Linked DNA regions of Homo sapiens: region 2 is linked to region 1. Evidence: read pairs that join two places in POLR2A ChIA-PET (ENCODE). Cell type or tissue: Caco-2. All regions are shown on one strand. Region 1 has its middle 10 kb from the start of PPFIA1. Region 2 overlaps PPFIA1 (PPFI scaffold protein A1).

Region 1 (8,000 bases):
CTAGCACTTCGGGAGGCTGAGGCGGGTGGATCACTTGAGGTCAGGATTTTGAGACCAGACTGGCCAACATGGCATAACACGGTCTCTACAAAAAAAATACAAAAATTAATCAAGCGTGGTAACACTCGCCTGTAATCCCAGTACTTGGGAGGCTGAGAGGCACAAGAATCGCTTGAACCCGGGACGCGGAGGTTGCAGTGAACCGAGATTGTGCTACTGCACTCCAGCCTGGGCGACAGAGTGAGACTTCATCTCTAAAAAAAAAAAAGAAAGAAAATTGGTCCATCAGTGACTATGACTTGGTTTGTTCAGGTCAGTCCGAAGAGCACGGACACGGACACCTCTGGATGAAGTGATAATAAGAAAATTACAGAGCATTTTACAATTTCCAGAGCATTTTACAAAAAATCTTTAACCCATCTAACTCCCCAAATCCTCACAAGTATATCCTGCATCCTTTTACAGTTGAAAATACTGAGACCTAGAAGGATTAGATAACATACCCCACACCCCACAGTTTATGATTTGGTAAAAACAGTGACTTGAGCTCAAAACTCTCTGGCTCCAAAGCCAATGTTCCTGCTGCTACATCAAAAGTTATCTCCAGGCCCCCAAAGCAGGAGTCAAACCCTTCCACCAGGGGTGGGACACCAAGGTACTGAGCCCTGGTCTCTGTATCTGTCTTCCTGATCCATCTTGTCTGAAATCGTCTCCATTGCCCCTATCCCAACGCCAGGTATAGGGAGGTTCCCAATCCTTTGGGCATCTCCTGGCTGCCTGCTTGGACATGAAGACTTTAGTCTCATTCATAATATAATGTATGTGTATAATTATATTTCAAAGGGAAGTCAAGCATTTTGCACCTTGCTTCTCTTGACAACCTCATTGTGTTCATCAAACAGAGCCACCTAATAAAAATGTCCCGCTGTTATAGGGAGAAGAGCCCAGACAGAGGTAGTCCAACTCTCAGAGGTCTCAGCTGCACTCCCAGCTCTTTACCTTGCCCTGGGGCAAGGCACTAACCTCTACTAAGCCTCACTCTCCTCATCTGTCAAATGGGGATAATAACACCCACAGACCACCCTGCGATATTCGCTGAGGAACTCTTACGGCTGGAAATGAGAGTTGACTGCAGCAGCCCCCCCCAGCTGGTCCCCTGCCTGGTCACCGTGCCCTCTTTGAAGACACTCTGCACAGTGGGTGTGGATGCCGACCCTGGAGACAGGTAGCTTGTGTCAGATTTGGCTCTGCTTCTTTGCCGTAGCTGTGTACTCCTAGGTAAGCTGCTTGGCCTCTCTGGGCCAAATGTCCTCATTTGTAAAGCAAAGATGGTAGCACCACCTCATAGGATTGCCGTGAGGGTTGAGTTGGGAAGCGCCATATGAACAGTATTATCACTGGTGGAAGTCTTTTATATTTGCGCCATGCCCGTCCCCACAGCATGAATCAGGCTTGGACCAACTCTGCTAGCATCTTCTTCCCCTTTGCCCCTGACAAGCTAGAGTCCTGTTCTCATCTGTGACACATAAGGGAAAGTGTGCGGAGACTCCTGGGACTTCCCTCTCTGAAGAAAGAGAGAGCAGAAGAAAGCCCCATGGCCTCTGTCCTTGAGGACTGGGACTGGGGACTGTGGCAGCTGCTGTGAGACCATAAGGAAAGATTCTGCCCACTGTGCTTCCAGGAAATTCCTTCCCACCATCTCACAGGAAATCGGTCCCTTTCCCAATCCTGAATAACAAGAAAAATCAGTCAATAAGGCTGAGTACAGTGGCTCATGCCTGTAATCCCAGCACTTTGGGAGGCCAAGGTGAGCGGATCACCTGAGGTCAGGCCTGGCCAACATGGTGAAACCCCGTCTCTACTAAAAATACAAAAAATTAGCCAGGCGTGGTGGCAGTCACCAGTAGTCCCCACTACTCAGGAGGCTGAGGCAGGAGAATCCCTTGAACCTGGGAGGCAGAGGTTGCAGTGAGCCGAGATCACGCCATTGCACTGTAGCCAGGCAACAAAAGCAAAACTTCATCTCAAAAAAAAAAAAAAAAAAAAAAAAAAAAAGCAAGCCCGGGCGCGGTGGCTCACGCCTGTAATCCCAGCACTTTGGGAGGCCGAGGCGGGCGGATCACGAGGTCAGGAGATCGAGACCATCCTGGCTAACACGGTGAAACCCTGTCTCTACTAAAAATACAAAAAATTAGCCGGGCAAGGTGGCAGGTGCCTGTAGTCCCAGCTACTCAGGAGGCCAAGGCAGGAGAATGGCGTGAACCCCGGGGGGTGGAGCCTGCAGTGAGCCGAGATCGCACCACTGCACTCCAGCCTGGGCGACAGAGTGAGACTCGGTCTCAAAAAAAAAAAAAAAAAAAATCAGTTGATAGATGGGAAAAAAAGGGAAGAGTAGGATTCCCACAGGAGAAACAAACTTAACATAGAGGGAGGTTACCAGCTCTAAGGAATGCACTGATGTCAAGCCAAAAGCTAGGGCAGGGCTGGGCATGGTGGCTTATGCCTGTAATCCCAGCACTTTGGGAGGCCGAGGCAGGCGGATAAGGAGGTCAGCAGTTTGAGACCAGCCTGGCCAACATGGTGAAACCCCGTTTCTACTAAAAATACAAAAAATTAACCAGGTGTGGTGGCAGGCACCTATAATCCCAGCTACTCAGGAGGCTGAGGCAGGAGAATCACTTGAACCCAGGAGGCGGAGGTTGCAGTGAGCCGAGATAGCGCCATTGCACTCCAGCCCGGGCGACACTGCAAGACTCCGTCTCAAAAAAAAAAGCTAGGGCAGGCTGGGCACAGTGGCTCATGCTTATTATCTCAGTACTTTGGGAGGCTGAGACGGGTGGATCACCTGAGGTCAGGAGTTCGAGATCAGCCTGGTCAACATGCCCCGTCTCTACAAAAAATACAAAAAATAGCCTGGTGTGATGGCACATGCCTGTAATCCCAGCTACTTGGGAGGCTGAGGCAGGAGAATCACTTGAACCCAGAAGGCAGAGATTGCAGCGAACTGAAATCACACCACTGCGCTCCAGCCTGGGCAACAGAGCAAGACTCTGTCTCAAAAAAAAAAAAAAAAAAAAAAAAAAAAAAAAAAAAAAAAAAAAAAAAAAAAACAGAAGAAGTAATCATGCCACTGCACTCTGGTCTGGGCAATAGAGTGAGACCCCGTCTCCAAAAAAAAAAAAGCTAGAGTAGGAAGCGCTGACACGTGGAGCTGAAGGTTAAGGTCAACATTCCAACATTCCTAGAACTGGGACAGAAGTATGTGGGAGAGAACCAGTCCATCTTGCCTGTGGCTGTGCCCTGTTGTGTATGCCTGCCCTGGCCCCTGCCTCTGCCAAATGGTGAGTTATTCTTGAAAATAAATGTTGTTGAGTTTACACACATAGTGTATTTTATCCAAATCCTATGAGTGGTATTCTAAGAAATAAGCAGCTAAGTCCTCAAACCGGCAACTTCAACGTGTGATTTTGAATATTAGCACTGTGAACCTTGCTAACAGATCTCAATGTTCGTGTTATTTGAATCCTACCCAGTGTATTTGCTGGCATTCCAGAGTCTGAGTATTCACTGTGGGCTATAGTTTTTTTGTGAAGCAGATGAAATAGTTTCACCATTAAAAAAGTAATCTGGGCCAGGTGCAGTGGCTCATGCTTGTAATTCCAGCACTTTGGGAGGCCAAGGCGGGCGGATGGCTTGAGCCCAGGAGTTTGAGACCAGCCTGAGCAACATGGTGAAACCCCATCTCTACTAAAAATACAAAAACATAGCTGGGTGTGGTGGGTGCACGCTTGTAGTCCCAGCTACTCAGGAGGCCGAGGTGGGAGGATCACCTGAGCCCAGGAGGTTGTGCCTGCAGTGAGTGGTGATCGTGCCACTGCACTCCAGCCTGGCTGACAGAGTGAGATCCTGTCTCAGAAAAAATAAAATTAAAAAAAAAATAAAAAGTAACCTTACGGATGAGTATCAAAGGCATTATGCCCAGTGAACTAAGTCAAGCACAAAGGGTAAACACCGTGTGATTCCACTTACCTGAGGTCCCAGAGTAGTCAAATCCATAAAGACAGACAGTAGAATGGTGCATGCCAGGGGCTGGGGGAAGGGAAATGGGGAGATACTATTTAATGGGCACAGAGTTCCAGTTTTGCAAGATGAAAAATTCTGGAGACTGCCGGGCGCAGTGGCTCATGCCTGTGATCCCAGCACTTTGGGAGGCCTAGGCGGGTGGATCACCTGAGGTCAGGAGTTCGAGACCAGCCTGACCAACATAAAGAAACCCTGTCTCTCCTAAAAATACAAAATTAGCCAGGCGTGGTGGCGCATGCCTGTAATCCCAGCTACCCGGGAGGCTGAGGCAAGAGAATCGCTTGAACCCAGAAGGCAGAGGTTGCGGTGACCCGAGTCTTACCATTGCACTCCAGCCTAGGTGACAGAGTGAAACTCCATCTCAAAAAAAAAAAAGAAAAGAAAAGAAAAGAAAAATCCTGGAGATGGATGGTGGTGATGGTTGCACGCAGTGAAACACTGAGAAAGTACTTAATGCCACTGCACTGTGCACTCAGAAGTGGTTAAGATGGTAAATTTTGTGTTATGTGTATTTTACCACAAAATTAAAAAACAAAAAACAAACAAAAAATCTCTATCGGTGAGGGCAACATAGTGAGACCCTGTTTTACAAAAAAATTTAAAAACGAAGGCCAGGTGTGGTGGCTCACGCTTATAATCCCAGCACTAATGGAGGCCGAAGTGAGTGGATTACTTGAGGTCAGGAGTTCAAGACCAGCCTGGCCAACATGGCCAAACTCCTTCTCTACTATAAATACAAAAATTAGCTGGGTGTGGTGGTGCACACCTATAATTCCAGCTACTCGGGAGGTTGAGGCAGGAGAATGGCGTGCACCCAGGAGGCAGAGCTTGCAGTGAGCCGAGATGGCGCCACTGCACTCCAGCCTGGGCGACAGAGCAAGACTCTGTCTCAAAATAAATAAATAAATAAATAAAAATAATAAAAAATGAGGCCAGGTGTGGTGGCTTACACCTGTAATCCCAGCACTTTGGGAGGCCAAGGTGGGCAGATCACCTGAGGTCAGGAGTTCAAGACCAGCCCGGCTAATATATGGCAAAACCCCATCTCTACTAAAAATACAAAAATCAGCCAGGCATGGTGACAAGTGTCTGTGATCCCAGCTATTAGGGAGCCTGAGGCAGGAAAATTGCTTGAACCCAGGAGGTGGAGGTTGCAGCAAGCCGAGATTGCACCACTGCACTCCAGCCTGGGTGACAGAACGAGACTTCATCTCAAAAAAAAAAAAAAAAAAAAAATGAGCTGAGCATGGTGGCATGAGCCTATAGTCCCAGCCACTCTAGAGACTGAGGTGGGAGGATCACTTGAGCCTAGGAGCCTGAGGTTGCAGTGACCTGTGATTGCACCACTGCCCTCCAGCCTGGGTGACAAAGCAAGACCTTGTCTCAAACAAACAACCCTATACTCTTCCTGTTGCCCAACTTGAGGATGCTTTTGGGCACAGTCCTAAGAAATTTTTCCACAACTGGAATATTTATGATGAAACAAAGATCAAGATTATGAGATAGGACAATTAAGCTTTTAAATGTTGGATATTTGTGGAATTATTCTAAGATTTTAAAAATTAATTTGACATTTATTGTTTACTAATATTCTTTTCTTTTAATTTTTTTATTATCAAATATCTGTATCAGATGGAGGTTTTTTATGTTATTAAAATATGTAATACTGGCTGGGCGCAGTGGCTCATGCCTGTAATCCCAGCACTTTGGGAGGCCAAGGCGGGCAGATCTCTTGAGGCCGGGAGTTGAACACCAGCCTGGCCAACATAGTGAAAACCTGACTTTACTAAAAATACAAAAATTAGCCAGGAGTGGTGGTGCATTACTGTAGTCCCAGCTATTTCAGAGGCTGAGGCAGGAGAATCATTTGAACTCAGGAGGCAGAGGTTGCAGTGAGCCGAGAACATGCCACTACATTCCAGCCTGGAGACTCTGTCTCAAAAAAAAAAAAAAACAATATTGTCAAAATATATTGGTTTATAATAAGAACCATGCACTTCAGATTTTTAAAAATTTTTTTACAGAAAACCTCTGAACCTGCTTATTATGGTCACCCATTCTTTACAAGCAAGTAAACACAATGTTTTTAATAAATACAAAATAACTTAGGGTTTGGGGAATTCTGATATCTCATGCCCATATCTTTTTTTTTTTCCACATCTGCAAAAGATTTATTTTTTAAAGAAATGGATTCTGAGACAAAACAACATGGGGCAGAAGTATGGAATCGAAAATTGGGCTGGGCACGGTTGCTCACGCCTATAATCCCACCACTTTGGGAGGCCAAGGCGGGTGGATCACCTGAGGTCAGGAGCTTGAGACCAGCCTGGCCAACATGGTGAAACCTATCTCTACTAAAAATACAAAAATTACCCAGGCGTGGTGGCGCGTGCCTGTAATCCCAGCTACTCGGGAGTCTGAGGCAGGAGAATTGCTTGAACCCAGGAGGCAGAGGTTGCAGTGAGCCAAGATCATGCCACTGCACTCCAGCTTGGGGAACAGAGTGAGACTTCATCTCAAAAATAAATAAATAAATAAATAAATAAATAAAATAAAATAAAATAAATATGAATGTAAGCTGTTTCGCTAATTTTTTTGTGTGTTTTTTTTTTTGTTTTGTTTTTTGACACAGAGTCTTGCTCTGTCACCCAGGCTGGAGTCAGTGGCGCGATCTCAGCTCACTGCAACCTCCGCCTCCTGGGTTCAAGTGATTCTCCTGCCTCAGTCTCCAGAGTAGCTGGGACTACAGGTGCACGCCACCACGCCCGGCTAATTTTTGTATCTTTAGTAGAGATTGGGTTTCACCATGTTGGCCAGGATGGTCTCAATCTTTTGACCTTGTGATCTGCCCGCCTCGGCCTCCCAAGGTGCTGGGATTACAGGCATGAGCCACCGTGCCTGGCCCACTAATTGTTTTATAACCACAACCAACTAGTACGAAGAATGCCCTGAACAAAACACAGTCAAGGGGCTGGGTGCGGTGGCTCATGCCTGTAATCCCAGCACTTTGGGAGGCTGAGGCAGGCGGATCACTAGATCAAGAGATCGAGACCATCCTGGCCAACATGGTGAAACCCCATCTCTACTAAAAACACAAAACTTAGCCAGGCATGGTGGAGCGCGCCTGGTCCCAGCTACTTGGGAGGCTGAGGCAGGAGAATCACTTGAACCCGGGAGGCAGAGATTGCAGTGAGCCAAGATTGCGCCACTGCACTCCAGCCCAGCAACAGAGCAAAACTCCATCTCAGAGCAAAACTCCGTCTCAAAAACAAACAAACAAACAAACAAAAAAACAACAACAAAAAACCCAACAACACAGTCAAGACTCAAAGATCAAGGTGTTCCCTTAGTACAACCTGGCATTTAGAATTCAGGCTGTGTCCTTGTTTTTGAATGACATTCTCGAGTCTTGAAGATTAATATCTGTTGGGAATTTGGAAACCGTGTCTGCTAATGTGCTAAGGAAAGACTACTGGAAGGCTTGTGCCCACTGGGAGCTGCCCCCTAGCAGGCTTGTTAAGTGAATAGTAAACACCTGTGTCTGTGTTGGGCACCTTCTGTTAGTTGAGTGTTTGATGCTGTAGGCAATAGCATAGCAGTACAACCACAAAAGCTCTTTCCTTTCTTCCTAGCAGTTTCTTTCTTTCTTTCTTTTTTTTTTTTGGTAGAGAGAGATTGGGAGTGGGGACAAGGAACAGGGAGAGTGGTGGTGGTGGGGGCCTCACTATGTTGCCCAGACTGATCTCGAACTCAAGCGATCCTCCCACCTTAGCCTCCCAAAGTGCTGAGATTACAGGTATGAGCCATTGTGCCCAACAAGTGATGCTTTTTCTTTTTATTTATTTAATACCAGCTAACTTGACAGATGAGACACTTCTTAAAATACCTTTTTTTTTTTTTGAGACGGAGTTTTGCTC
Region 2 (8,000 bases), 120 kb before region 1:
CTACTCCGAAATACCAAGCACCAAATGGTACAGTAACAATTTCAAAATGTACATCTGCATAAATGACCCCTACTTAGAGTGATCCCTTTATCTCTTACTAAACTCTGCATTCATAGACCAATGGGGCTTTCTCCCTGCCCTAAGTGCTCCATCTCTAACACTGGTATGAAGGAAACACCAAGCGGCACTGCTGATGCTGCCCAGCCCCACTGAGCGCAGAGGCCAACGACGTCGGGTACAAGACCAGTCTAAGAGGAGGGAGAGAACCTTGCTACCCAGCACTAGCTGGGTGTCTGGGAAGCCGGTGCCCTTTTCTCCTGGGGAGGAGCAGAGCAGGTGCAGAGATCTGGCTGCAGGGGTGGGGCGTTGGCCAGGGAGTGGGGTGAAAGCTGATCTAAAAACTGAAGCCCAGTCTCAGTTCCTACCAGAAATATTAATCATAGAGACCACAGATTTTGGTTCTTGTTCAAGAAACACAGTGTGGCCATAAGTAAGCCCGATTTCCATTAACAACTGGGATTTTAAGTTTTTGCAAATCGGAAGCAGGTACTGGCTGCTCCCGGTTATGTTTTTTGTTTTCCCACAGGTATACCAGGAACACTTAATCAACATCCTGCATGGTTCCAGCAAAGACATTAAGACAGTTGGGACTGTTGGTGAGGACAGATGATCTTCACAAACCCTCTGACTCTTAAGAACCTGGGAGACCTGCTGGAGTTTACCCCACATTCCCTTAATTAAAAAGCCATTAAAATAGTCAACTTTGCTGGGCACGGTGGCTCGCGTCTGTAATTCCAGCAATTTGGGAGGTCAAGGCAGGAGGATTGCTTGAGCCCAAGAGTTAAGACCAGCCTGGGCAACATGGTGAGAGCCCATCTCTACAAAAAATTCAAAAAATTAGCAAGGCATGGGACCACACCTGTGGTCCCAGCTACTTGGGAGGCTGAGGTTGCAGTAAGCCGAGACTGAGCCACTGCACTCCAACCTGGGCAACAGAGTGAGACCCTGTCTCAATAATAATAATAATCCCTTTAGCAGGCTTGTGCCTGAGTTATTTAATGTAAGGGTAAAAAGTCTTCTTTATAATAAATTCCCTATACCTTTTAGGTTTACTTTTTTTTTTTTTTTGAGACAGAGTTTTGCTCTTGTCGCCCAGGCTGGAGTACAGTGGCATGATTTCGGCTCACTGCAACCTCTGCCTCCCAGGTTCAAGCCATTCTCCTGCCTCAGCCTCCTAAGTAGCTGGGATTATTGGCATGTGTCACCATGCCTGGCAAATTTTTTCTTTTGAGACAGTCCTGCTCTGTCGCCCAGGCTGGAGTGCAGTGGTGTGATCTTGGCTCACCACAAGCTCCGCCTCCTGGGTTCATGCCATTCTCCTGCCCCAGCCTCCCGAGTAGCTGGTACTACAGGCGCCTGCCACCGTGCCCAGCTAATTTTTTTTTTTTTTTTGTATTTTTAGTAGAGATGGAGTTTCACCGTGTTAGCCAGGATGGTCTTGATCTCCTGACCTCGTGATCCTCCCGCCTTGGCCTCCCAAAGTGCTGGGATTACAGGCGTGAGCCACCGAGCCCGGCCGATTTTTTTGTATTTTTACTAGAGACAGGGTTTCACCACGTTGGCCAGGCTGGTCTCACCACGTTGGCCAGGCTGGTCTCGAACTCCTGACCTCAGCTGATCCACCCACCTCAGCCTCCCAAAGTGCTGGGATTACAGGCGTGAGCCACCGCGCCCGGCCTAGGTTTACTTTTCATCCATCCAAACTCTCATTCTTAATATTCCTGTTAACATTTAACAAGGGAGATGTGATTTATCAGAAGGAAAACTGAAATTGAAGCCACAAGTAAAACAAGAAAGCACTCGTGGACTCCAGGTGACAGAGCTTGAGCTGAAGGCCAAGTCACAGTTCTGCTTTCTAAGAATTATATGCATGACTCTTGGAAGAAAAATGCTAATTTGTAAAAAGTTCCTAGTTAAAAGATATACTGGGTTTTCCCCCTTGAGTATATTATCAAATTCTGGCAAACAATAAATAAATAATACAGCTTTTTACTAAAAATGCCACAAAGTAAGCTATTCTCACCCAAAGCGTCCAGCTTAACTAAGGTTTTATTTAAATGTACTTTTCTTTTTATTTTTATACAGGTGATAGAGAACAAAATTTATGAACCTACGTACGGGAGGGACTGATGACAAAAAAAATTGGCAAAAACCCCATTCGCACAGTTTTCAATTATTATTTTTTTTTTTTTAGAGATGGGGTCTCACTGTGTTGCCCAGGCTAGTCTCAAACTTCAGCTCAAGTGATTCTCCTGCCTCTCAGCCTATCAAAGTGCTAGGATTACTGGTATAAGCCACCATGCTTGGCCCCTAATTAGCACTTAAAAAAAAATTTTTTTTTTTTTTGAGACAGAGTCTCAGTCTGTCATCAAGGCTAGAGTGCAGCGGCACAATCTCGGCTCACTGCACCCTCTGCCTCCCAGGTCCAAATGATTCTTGTGCCTTAGCCTCCCAAGTAGCTGGGATTACAAGCATGTGCCACCACACCTGGCTAATTTTTGTATTTTTTTTTTGTAGAGACGGGGTTTCGCCATGTTGGTCAGGCTGGTCTCAAACTCCTGGCCTCAAGGATTAGCACAGTTTTTAATGCCACTTCCTTTCCTCCAGTCTGCTCACTGGCCTCAGAAGTGAGCATGAGTGACCTGTGTGTAGCACAGGGGCTGCCAAACAGCCCCGACTGACACGGGCTCAGAACTTCACCAGCTTAATGAATGAGGCATTCAATCATCGCAACTACTCTATGAGGAAGACACTACCATGACGACCATTTTACAGATGGGGAGACCGAGGCCAGGGTAGTTAAATGACTTGTTCAGGGTCATGCACCTCCTAGTGGCAGAGCTGGAGTCAAACCTAGGCAGCCTGGCTCTTCAACCTGTGCACTGCCTTTCATTAGATGAGTACAAGGGCAGAGTTGAGAGACCTGTAAGGAAGCCATGGTCAACTGTTAACCTCAAATCAAAGTGGCCGTCTAAGGGAAAATCCCAAACTGCATGTGAAATCATGGCAGTGATGCTCTCTCTCTGGCTGGTATAGTCAATAGCTGCCTCGCTCCACTGGGGACTTCTTGGAGGTTCACCTTCCTCCCTTCCCTGCCCTCTAATGGGTAGACATGTGACTGCACGGAACAGCAGCAGCAGGGAGGGCAGAAAGCATAGGCAGAGCTCACACAAGCTGGAAACTGTGTGTTCTTAAAAATGTACTCAGTTATTTTCTCTGGTGTGGAGAGCAGTAAATTATGTGGTTTGGAAGCTACTACTACACTACTATTTCCTGAAAGAGCTTTCTAGCACGGCCTGTCACAGACACAAATTTACAAGTATGCCTCAGTCTCTCTCTGAGAACACAGACGAATACTGAGCTTTATTAGTTGGAAAAATATGCTAAGATTCAACCAGACAAGCGTGTTTTAAAAATTCTATTATTATGGTTAAACTTTTATAAACAAATGTTAGAGTTAATTTAAAAACATTTATATTTGGACATGCAACCATACTCAAGTGCCTTGTAACATATTAAATAGGCCGTTTTAGATCATTATTAATGTTCCAGACAGAAAGCTGCTCATGCTCCCAACAAGTGACAGGTTAGTGTGACCCATCACATACCGTCCATCTGCATCTTCTTTGGCTGCATAGAGGGGGAAGACATAGAAGAAGTCACCCGGAAGTTTGCAGGGAGAGTCTCTGCTGACCCAGCAGCTAAGCCACGAATGTCCTTTGGTCTAAACTTTTTTCTCCATGAAGGTGCTCTCCTAAAGCTTTTATCATCATCCTGGTAAATTAAGGAACAAAAAACAAGATTCATTTAAAAAATAAAGGTCAGAGATGTAAAGTTACATGTCCTTTAAAATGACTGCTGATCTCGAGAATGTATTCTTGTCCACATGTATTTAATCCCTTCTTGATGACCACACAATATATTGCCCAACCTGGAACTTCAGCGTGAAACGGGGCATGGTGATGGTCCGGCTGGGCCTCAGCTGGCGAAATGAGGTCGGTGCTGGGCCATGAGGATGTGCTCCTTCTCCACAGCATCATGTTCTACTTCTTACACCTTGCAGGAATCACTTTCTTGCAACGTAATACGTTTTTATTTATCTTAAAAATAGTTTATTTTTCATTTTTATTTATGTTTTTACAGACAGAGTCTAGATCTGTTGCCCGAGCTGGAATGCAGTGGTGTGATTATAGCTCACTGTAACCTCAAACTCCTGGGCTCAAGCCATCCTCCCACCGCAGCCTCCTAAGTAGCTGGAACTACAGGTGTGCCCCTACCACACGCAGCTCTACAAACAATTTTTAACTAGAAACAATTTTATCTTATGCCAGGATATAGCAACAAGTGCTTCATCTTTAGAGGTGGTCTTCTATTCTCTCTGTCAAACTCAACTTTTCTTAAGGTCCAATTAAGAGACTCCTAATCGTGTGGAACAAATGAGTCATGGTTTTAAGGGGAAATTAACATTTTGTGTTTTTAATATACTTCTGAAACATGCCACCCCACCCATGCACAGGAGTATGGGGGTACACTCTGGACTGGGGTAGGATAACTACTGGTCCCCAAAACCCAACTTACAGACTCTGTTCCTAAGCTGCAACCAATGTTTTATGATGTGAAAACCATTTTTGAGGGATGTCAAAAATTAAATAGCAAAAATAAAAACAAAACTACCTTCTTGAAGGTATTACTTTTGTGGGTTTTTTTTTTGCGGGGAGGGGGTTTCTTTTTGAGATGGAGTTTCTCTCTGTCGCCCAGGCTGGAGGGCAGTGGTGCGATCTCAGCTCACTGCAACCTCCACCTCCCAGGTTTAAGCGATTCTCCAGCCTCAGCCTCCCAAGTAGCTGCGATTATAGGCACCTACCACAACGCCCGGCTAATTTTTGTGTTTTTTAGTAGAGATGGGGTTTCACCATGTTGGCCGGGCTGGTCTTAAACTCCTGACCTCTGGTGATCCGCCCGCCTCAGCCTCCGAAAGTGCTGGGATTACAGGTGCGAGCCGCCGTGCCCGGCCCAGGTATTAGTTTTTAAAGGCTCATTTGTGAATAAATGTATAAGAGCAAAGCCTGACTTCTAACATCCAGAGAGACTGCCTAGCTACATGATGTCCCAAGTATAATAATAATAACAGCTTACATTTCACACACATTTAAACATTTACACACATTTCAGACATTTAAAGAACATTAGGCCAAAAACTTACTTCATCAAACCTTCTATCAGTCCCCATGACCAAAAGGTTGTTAAATTCTCTTTCCAAGACAGCACGAGCCTGAAATAACCAAAGAAAAACAAATAAAACTTTCATCAAATCTAATTTGAAGGGTGTTAGCATCGTAATTGTTTTTTAAACCAAGACTTAAACTCCCTCACTGCTGGCTGGGTCTGGTGGCTCACGCCTGTAATTCCAACACTTTCGGACGCCAAGGCGGACAGACCACCTGAGGTCAGGAGTTCAAGACCAGCCTGGGCAACATGGTAAAACCCCGTCTCTACTAAAAATACAAAAATTAGGGCCTGGGTGTGGTGGCTCATGCCTGTAATCCCAGTACTTTGGGAGGCCGAGACAGGCAGATCACTTGAGATCAGGAGTTTGAGACCAGCTTGGCCAACATGGTGAAATCCCATCTATACTAAAAATACAAAAATAAGCCGGGCACGGTGGCGTGTGCCGGTAATCTCAGCTACTTGGGAGGATGAGGCAGGAAAATCACTTGAACCTGGGAGACAGAGGGTGCAGTGAGCCAAGATTGCACCATTGCACTCCAGCCTGGGCAACAAGAGCGAAACTCCATCTCAAAACAAACAAAAAAACAACTCCCTCACTGCTATGACTACATTGAACCATAATAATATTTTAAATCAGGGCATCTAATGTGGAGTCAATGGATGGGCTTTTGCAGAAAGGGATCCATGATCCTTGGAGTCATATTAACAAGGGTGTGTTGTGTGGGTTGGTCAGGGGTATTGGCCAAAGATATTCAATTTTTTTTTTTTTTTTTCCTTTTTCTTTGGGATGGGGGTCTCACTCTGTCACTCAGGCTGGAGTGCAGTGGCGCAATCAGAGCTCATCACAACCTCCACTTCCCGGGCCAAGCAATCTCCCTGCCTTGGCCTCCCAAGTAGCTGGGACTACAGGCATGTGCCACCACACCTGGCTAATTTTTTTGTATTTTTTTGTAGAGACAGAGCTTCACCATGATGGCCAGGCTGGTCTCGAACTCCTGGACTCAAGCAATCTGCCTACCTGGGCCTCCCAAAGTGTTGGGATTGTGGGCATGAGCCACCTTGCCTGGCATATTCAATGTTCTGTAGAGGAATAAAAGTTCCCTGTTTTTCAAATGAGCCCATGAGTCAAAAAGAATGGCATAAGGCAATTACCCATAAAAACAAAATTAATAAAATCTTCATGTGGCACACCTAAAAACACTTCTCTTTCCATGTAAGAACTAAATATATGTCACTCTTCTGATCAGGCACATGGGCTGGAATGAAAGATCGTCCTTATCTGGTTTATTGCAGGACTCTCATGCTTCCAACAGAAAAGGGAAAGCCAATAGACCAAAAAAAAAAAAAAAAACCAAAAACTAGTTGTCTGAAGTTTTTTTTTTTTTTTTTTTTTAAAGTTTCTTTCTATTCGAATAACTAGCTGTCTATAATCAGGGTGCCAACTGAACAATGAGTGCAGACACAGACAGGTTTGGCGTCACCTGTGTGTTCTGCGTCGGGATCTGTAACAGCAGTGCCAGTGCACTGAAGTCGAAGGTTTCATCTAAGGCCAGAAGTGCTCCGTGAACACCACTCTCTATAAGATTGTTTGCATATTCTTTAAGGCCAATTGACAGGATCCAGCGAATCACTCGATCATTGCTCCAAACAAGCACGTCTGCAAAAGAATAAAGACAATTATAAAAGTGGCTTCAGAAAGCCATCTTTATCACATGTACCCTGTAATGCAGGAGAAAGATTCCTACCATGGTTCCTAATCCTTCGGCTCCTGAGAAAAGTGCTGGGAGACACTGCTAAATAGACAACCATTTGCTGCACTGAGACAATGGTGTCCTGGCCCTGCTCCACTCTCAGGGAGACTCTCCCATTAGAACTCATCCTTCCAGTGAGCACGAGAGGAATGAAGTTATTATTTCTAGAGAAAAGAAGATGATGAGGATCCAGGGATCAGAAGCCAGAGGACTGCAAGAACTTGAATACCTAACATGTATAAACATGCTTCACACACAGACTGGAGAGTCTTCTGAAATACTTCATCACGGATGGAGCTGGCTCCATAATAATATGAACACTTTGCTCAATTCAACAGAAACCTCTCATTTCTAATCTCGAAGTCTTTGTCTCATTTTAAAATGAGAGAAACTTAACAATATCATCCAGCACATTAGAGACTTTGCAGAAAATCTTTTTTTTTCCTCTCTTTTTCTTGACAATGTCCTGCTCTGTCACCCAGGCTGGATACAGCCTGGTACCATCATAGCTCACTGCAGCCTCAACCTCCTGGGCTCAAGTGATTTTTCCCACCTCAGCCTCCTGAGGAGCTGGAACTACAGGCGTGTGTCACGAAGCTCAGCTAATTTTTTTGTACTGACAGGGTCTCACTATGTTCCCCAGGCTGGTCTTGAACTCATGGGCTCAGACAATACTCCTGCCTTGGCCTCCCAAAGTGCTGAGATTACAGGCATGAGCTACCATGCCCAGCCACAATATCTTATGCAAATTAACAAATTATTCAATTTGCTCTATTAGATCTAAAAATAGCCACTCTAAAAATATATGCAGATGATCACCAATCACTTCCAAAGACACTTCCAAAGATCTTTGTCTATTGGAAAAAGATGTAAAATAGATACAGAAAACAAAACAGATGGACATATTTCATTGCCAATGCCCTTTTCTGGATAAAAGTCCATACATATACACACACTGTA

The links. ChIA-PET counts read pairs that join two places held together with the same protein. Peaks named below come from ENCODE experiments on the same cell type or tissue, not always from the same donor. Only the 100,000 strongest peaks of a DNase experiment are listed, where the experiment ranks them.
Region 2: POLR2A ChIA-PET joins it to region 1 with 13 read pairs; 3 of 35 experiments call an interaction of 5 or more read pairs at or near these places.

The regions. Positions count from the first base shown.
Region 1 is chr11:70,256,683-70,264,682 of GRCh38, reverse strand. No RefSeq gene overlaps it. Among named protein-coding and RNA genes, the nearest start is that of PPFIA1, 10 kb to the left of the region's middle. In Caco-2, no CTCF peak of the experiment used is centred here; a DNase peak (open chromatin) is centred at 3,270.
Region 2 is chr11:70,373,864-70,381,863 of GRCh38, reverse strand. PPFIA1 (PPFI scaffold protein A1) reads right to left here. Exons shown (of 28, transcript NM_003626.5): 24 at 6,771-6,946; 25 at 5,264-5,332; 26 at 3,669-3,834. All of the region lies in intron 1 of CTTN-DT (CTTN divergent transcript), which reads left to right. Among named protein-coding and RNA genes, the nearest start is that of CTTN-DT, 21 kb to the left of the region's middle. In Caco-2, CTCF peaks have their summits at 2,753 and 2,955; DNase peaks (open chromatin) are centred at 2,883 and 3,143.